2 separate regions of the Homo sapiens genome follow, and region 2 is linked to region 1. A link is an interaction called in ENCODE POLR2A ChIA-PET data of the cell type or tissue named here. Cell type or tissue: Panc1. All regions are shown on one strand. Each heading gives the region's core, and the rest is flanking DNA. Links, peaks and the distances in the headings are about the cores only.

Region 1 (2,915 bases), core at 137-2,636:
TTGATGCTATTCTTTTCTGTCTGTTAGTTTCCCATCTAACAGTCAGGACCCTCCGCTGCAGGTCTGTTGGAGTCTGTTGGAGGTCCACTCCAGGCCCTGTTTGCCTGGGTATCACCAGTGGAGGCTGCAGAACAGCAAATATTGCTGCCTGATCCTTCCTCTGGAAGCTTTGTCTCAGAGGGGTACCTGGCTGTATGAGGTATCAGTCAGTCCCTACTGGCCGGTGTCTCCCAGTTAGGCTACACGAGGGTCAGGGACCCACTTGAGGAGGCAGTCTGTCCATTCTCAGAGCTCAAACTCCATGCTGGGAGAAACACTGCTCTCTTCAGAGCTGTCAGACAGAGACATTTAAGTCTGCAGAAGTTTCTGCTGCCTTTTGTTCAGCTATGCCCTGCCCCCAGAGGTGGAGTCTACAGAGGCAGGTAGGCCTTCCTGAGCTGTGGTGGGCTCCACCCAGTTCGAGCTTCTAGGCGGCTTTGTTTACCTACTCAAGTCTCAGCAATGGTGGACGCCCCTCCCCCAGACCAGGCTGCCGCCTGGCAGTTCAATCTTGGACTGCTGAACTAGCAGTGAGCAAGGCTCTGTGGGCGTGGGACCTGCCGAGCCAGGTGAGGGATATAATCTCCTGGTGTGCCGTTTCCTAAGACCATTGGAAAAGCGCCGTATTAAGGAGAGAGTGTCCTGATTTTCCAGGTCTGTCACAGCTTCCTTCCCTAAGAAAAGGAAATCCCCCGACCCCTTGCTCTTCCTGGGTGAGGCGACATCCCACCCTGTTTCAGCTCATCCTCTGTGGGCTGCACCCACTGTGCAACCAGTCCCGGTGAGATGAACCAGGTACCTCAGTTGGAAATGCAGAAATCATAAGACTTCTGTGTGGAACACGCTGGGAGCTGCAGACTGGAGCTGTTCCTATTCGGCCATCTTGGAACGATCCAATTCATTTTCTTTTTAAAGATTATTACCGGCCGGACAAGGTGGCTCACGCCTGTAATCCCAACACTTTGGAAGGACAAGACAGGCAGATCACTTGAGGCTAGGAGTTCGAGGCCAGCCTGGCCAACATGGTGAAACTTAACTCTCCACTAATAATACAAAAATAATACAATTTTGTATTAAGAATACAAAAATTAGCCAAGCATGGTGGCACACGCCTGTAATCCCAGCTACTTGGGTGGTTGAGGCAGGAGAATCGCTTGGACCTGGGAGGCAGAGGTTGCACTCCAGCCTGGGCAATAGAAAAATAAAAAATAGGCCAGGCACGCTGGCTCATGCCTGTAATCCCAGCACTTTAGGAGGCCAAGGTGGGTGGATCACCTGAGGTCAGGAGTTCAAGACCAGCCTGGACAACATGGTGAAACTCCATCTCTACTAAAAATATAAAATTAGCCATGTGTGGTAGCTCATGCCTGTTATCCCAGCTACTCAGGAAGCTGAGGCAGGAGAATCGCTTGAACCCAGGAAGCAGAGGTTGCAATGAGCCAAGGTCATGCCATTGCACTCCAGCCAGGGAAACAAGAGCAAACTCCATCTCAAAAAAAATAAATAAAAAAAAATAAAAATAATAATATAATAAAACAAAGATTATTATAAACTCATGGATTTACAAATATTTAAACATTATCCTCATTAGGGCAGAAATTGTTTCCTTTTTAACCTGTGGAAGGCTCTTCAAAATGGCCCCTGAAAGGCCAGATGCAGAGCTCACACCTGTAGTCCCAGCACTTTGGGAGGCCAAGGTGGGAACATCACTTGAGCCCAAGAGTTTGAGATCAGCCTGGGCAACATAGGGAGACCCTCTCTCTTCAAAATAATTTTAAGAATCTTCTGCCCATGACTCTAGTAGTCTTTGATAACTTCTCTACTGTGTGGTAGGTCAAGATATTCCAGTTCATCTCCTACATTTCCTATTCCAGATTTGGAATTAGCCATTTCTCCAAGCAGCCCAGGTTTGCTTTAGCAGAACACGGTATTTCAAGACCATAATCTAGGCACTATGGCTGCTTTCCCATTGTTACTAGGCACTTTCATACCAAGAATCCTGGTTCTCAAGGACCCAGAGGATGACAGGATTGGAATATCCCATCATTTGTGCTAACCTATAAGGATTGTATGGCAATTTCAGAATAACAATAACAATATTACCACCATATATTGTGACTAAACAGTTTAAAAATATTTTTCTCAGGCTAACTTCATTCTCTCCCCCTTTTTAATGGTCATGGTAGATCTATCTGGACAGGCTGTAAAACCTTTACATATAATAATTTCCTCTTTTAACTCTCATTTAGTCTTAGTTCTATAAGCACCCATGTATTTCATGCTCACCACCAGTTCTTGTGTCAATGTTTCTCTAATTGTTTTGGTGGCCTTGATCTAGAGTAGATGCTTTAATAAAAGCCCATGAGAACAAGAGTTCCTGAGTTCTTGCATGTTGATCACAGTTTGTGTCAATCTCACTGGATAGAAGGTCTTTCCCTCACACTTGATATCCTTGGGTATCTTAAGTATGTTACCCCATTTTATTTTGGCACAAAGCTATTCTGTCAAAAAGTCTGATAATAATCTAATTTTCTTTTCTTCATAAGTCACATGCTATTTGTGTCTAAATGCTTATAGAAATTTTTTGAAAGCCAAATAATATTGCTAAAGAAAAGAAATGTTTATTTTCCTTTAAAGTCCAATAATTTTTCTAGAACATGTCCTAGAATATTTTCTAGAATAGCCCTGGGTCAATATGTTTAGGTACATGGTGTGCTTTTTCAATCTGTATTTCAAAATACCTCCGGAAATATTTCAGGAAAGTATTTTTTTCTTTTTCTTTCTTTCTTTTTTTTTTTTTTTTCTTTTTGAGACAGGGTCTGGCTCTGTTGCTCAGGCTGGAGTGCAGGGGTGCAATCTTCGCTCACTGCAGCCTC
Region 2 (2,915 bases), core at 204-2,703, 260 kb before region 1:
CAATTACACTGCCCCTGGGCCAGGAAGGCATTTACATTCTAACACTGAATTTCTCATAAGCAACTACGTGTGCAACACTTTTCGTTCCAGGCTGCATGACTGCATTTTGCCAACTGCCCCAATGCGTGTGATGAGTCTGCCTAGGACATAACAGGCATGTTTGTTATTTGCACACATTTGCAAAACGCAGCATGCTTTCCTCCTGAGGTTGCCAAATCAGGCCCAGAAAAGCACAAGGGTACAACAAAGATTCCAATGGTGTCTTTGAACAGAAGAAATTCATCCTCTGGAAAAAATGAAGATGCATCTGTTTTGACCCTCTCTTCCTCTTGGGTTTATGTCTGAGTTCGAAGTCACAGTCAGCTTTGTCACTGAGTAGCAAGGTAACCTTGGACAAGTCCTTCTCCTCCTCTGGATATAAGTTTTTGCATCCACACAATAAGGGAAGTAAATTCAGGATGGCAAACACCCTGCCTGCTTATTGGCATGCCGCCTCTCCCGGCTGAACTTGTGACAGGTCATCATGCACTTTCCCAGGAAACCTAGGCAGAGCCTCTGACCTTTCCTCTAGTATCCATCCCAGCAGCCATGCCCATCTGACTGCCACAGACCTCACAGGTGCTGCTCACGGGCTAAATGACTCGTAGAACCTTTCCAGTTCCAACCCATGCAACTCCATGAGCTGTGGAAAACATACCAATCAGCAAGTCTAAAAACTTTGACTCCTTCCTCTTTTACAAATGTTTTCTTTATACAGCTTCAGTTTCAATAGAAACATGGACCAACAGAGATGTGTGTAATTAACTTTGCAAGAGGCATTCCTCGGCATGAAGCTACTTAAATAACAAAGTATCATCAGCAACTGTAACTTTCCAATATGAACTATAGAGTCCTATACTAATATCAGTGGGACCCGAAAAGTTACCAATACCTTAGAGAAATGGAGGTCATGAAATTCACTCATTAAAATGCCTAGGGCAAGAGGTCAAAATAAAATAGGCTCAGGAAACACGTGAACACCACTTCTAAATGACAGGCACTGTACCAGGAGCCAGAAAAATGTCCCCACTATGGTACCTGTCATTTAGTCTGTTGGTGTGGGGGGGAGGTGTGTGGAGGGGGAAGTTTTGAATGTACACACAGAGAATTTCTCAAGAGTCACAAAAGTAGTAACTGACAAGAGCGATTCTCTATCTTCAGCCCTCCCATCAGGCCACCCCTGCCTTTTCACAACGGATTCCAGGGGGAAAAAAAGCACTTTGCTATATATTATCACTATTATATATTTTTATGCAATAGGCAAATGTGTATTTGAAAATAAATTTTATGTTTCTGAAGAGAACACTTTATATTCAGAAACATTTTTAAAAACACAAATTTTAGGATGATTCCCATAAGCCTGACCCTTTGAGGAACCGTCACCTATTAAATGTTTGCTTGCAGTATCCCCAACACCCTTGTGCATTTAAATGGAAGCCTTGCCTGTGCTGCCCCTGGGCTCCGGCTGTCTGCTGCCAGAATCGCTTCCCCTCTGTCACCGGCCGTGCCAGGCAGAACATCCCTTTGTCGTGCCACAGGTATCCTCCCTCTTGACCACCATGCAGCCATGGCCATGCATCCCAGTCTTTGCCCCCATTCTCCACTCTTCACTGGTCATATAACAGGGCTTCCTTCCAAGGACAGGGCTGTTGTGGTTCCTGTCATTTCTAAACACTTGCCCTCCAAAGCTCCCTTTGCTCCTCAGAACACCATTATAACAGTCTAGTGAACGAATTGTGTGTGTGTGTGTGTGTGTGTGTGTGTGTGTTTTGAGAGTTAGCCAGCATCAGTGTGTTTATAATTTAATTTAGAAAGCCTAGCTCATCTCCAACCTCTATACTCATGCCCCCTCTAGACTTCAGACCAGTCCTGTTCTTAGCCAGGCTCATCCCATGCCCCCATGCCTTCTTCCCCCATGCCCTTCATACAGCTACATGAAATGCCACGCTCAGAGCTACGAGGATGCCCTTCCTTGCTTACTGTCCAGATTCCCCGTTGCCCCATTCCCTGCCATATCCCCCAGAGGAGTGCTTGCTCGGGAGGCATGCGAGGCGTGGCTGCTGGAGGAACGATCACACACTCAGGCCACTGCGGTATTCTGAGGAGCAGGGACCAGCATTGCCACTGGATAGAGGGAAAGATACAGGAAGGCCTCAATGAAGCCATAACATTAACTCTGAAAGCTCAAAGAAAAAGGAACTCTGTTACTTCAACCAGAGGCAAAAATCCCTGAAAATGCCAACCCACAGTGCTCACATCAGACCCTGACCACCAAAGGCAGATTGTCAATATGTTTGAGACTTAAGAGTTCTAAGGGAACCAGAGAAGCTAAAAACAGCACACTGATTTTACAATTCATCCCTTTTTATCCTTGCTGCTTTATTTACTAGGCCAGAGAGAAAAAAAAAAGCTTTTGCTGCCATCAATATTCATAGCAGTTACATACCTACGTCAAGACAGCACACTATACTTCAGAGCAGAAAAACAAGGCAGAGAACAGACAGTACACCTCCCAAACAAAGCTTGTTTTTCCTCTCTGACTTTTATTTAGAAGAAATTTTGCCACAATAACACAAGGGCCATTAGTATAAATGAACTGTTTAACGTTCTTTTTCCTTCTCCTTTGCCCTCTCCCTGCTTTTTAAAGAATTTGGTTTCTCTTTCCAAAATCCTTAGTGAATTATTTGATGGGATTCTTCATAAGAAATACAAACTTCCTTTAATGCAATTCTTTATTACAGAGATTCTACCATGATGCCAACTGAACAATCACAGCCTGGAGAGCAGGCAGACCAGTTTGTCTAGAAGCCAATGTCATCCCGGTCCTCAATCCTGCCACTAAAAAGGAATCCTATGAAACAGGTATCCCTCCACAT

The links. ChIA-PET counts read pairs that join two places held together with the same protein. Peaks named below come from ENCODE experiments on the same cell type or tissue, not always from the same donor. Only the 100,000 strongest peaks of a DNase experiment are listed, where the experiment ranks them.
Region 2: POLR2A ChIA-PET joins it to region 1 with 12 read pairs; 4 of 35 experiments call an interaction of 5 or more read pairs at or near these places.

Annotation. Positions count from the first base shown.
Region 1 is chr3:53,389,170-53,392,084 of GRCh38, reverse strand. No RefSeq gene overlaps it. Among named protein-coding and RNA genes, the nearest start is that of DCP1A, 43 kb to the right of the region's middle. In Panc1, for the core only: no CTCF peak of the experiment used is centred there; no DNase peak of the experiment used is centred there.
Region 2 is chr3:53,647,722-53,650,636 of GRCh38, reverse strand. The region is part of intron 3 of CACNA1D (calcium voltage-gated channel subunit alpha1 D); the gene reads right to left. Among named protein-coding and RNA genes, the nearest start is that of CACNA1D, 150 kb to the right of the region's middle. In Panc1, for the core only: no CTCF peak of the experiment used is centred there; no DNase peak of the experiment used is centred there.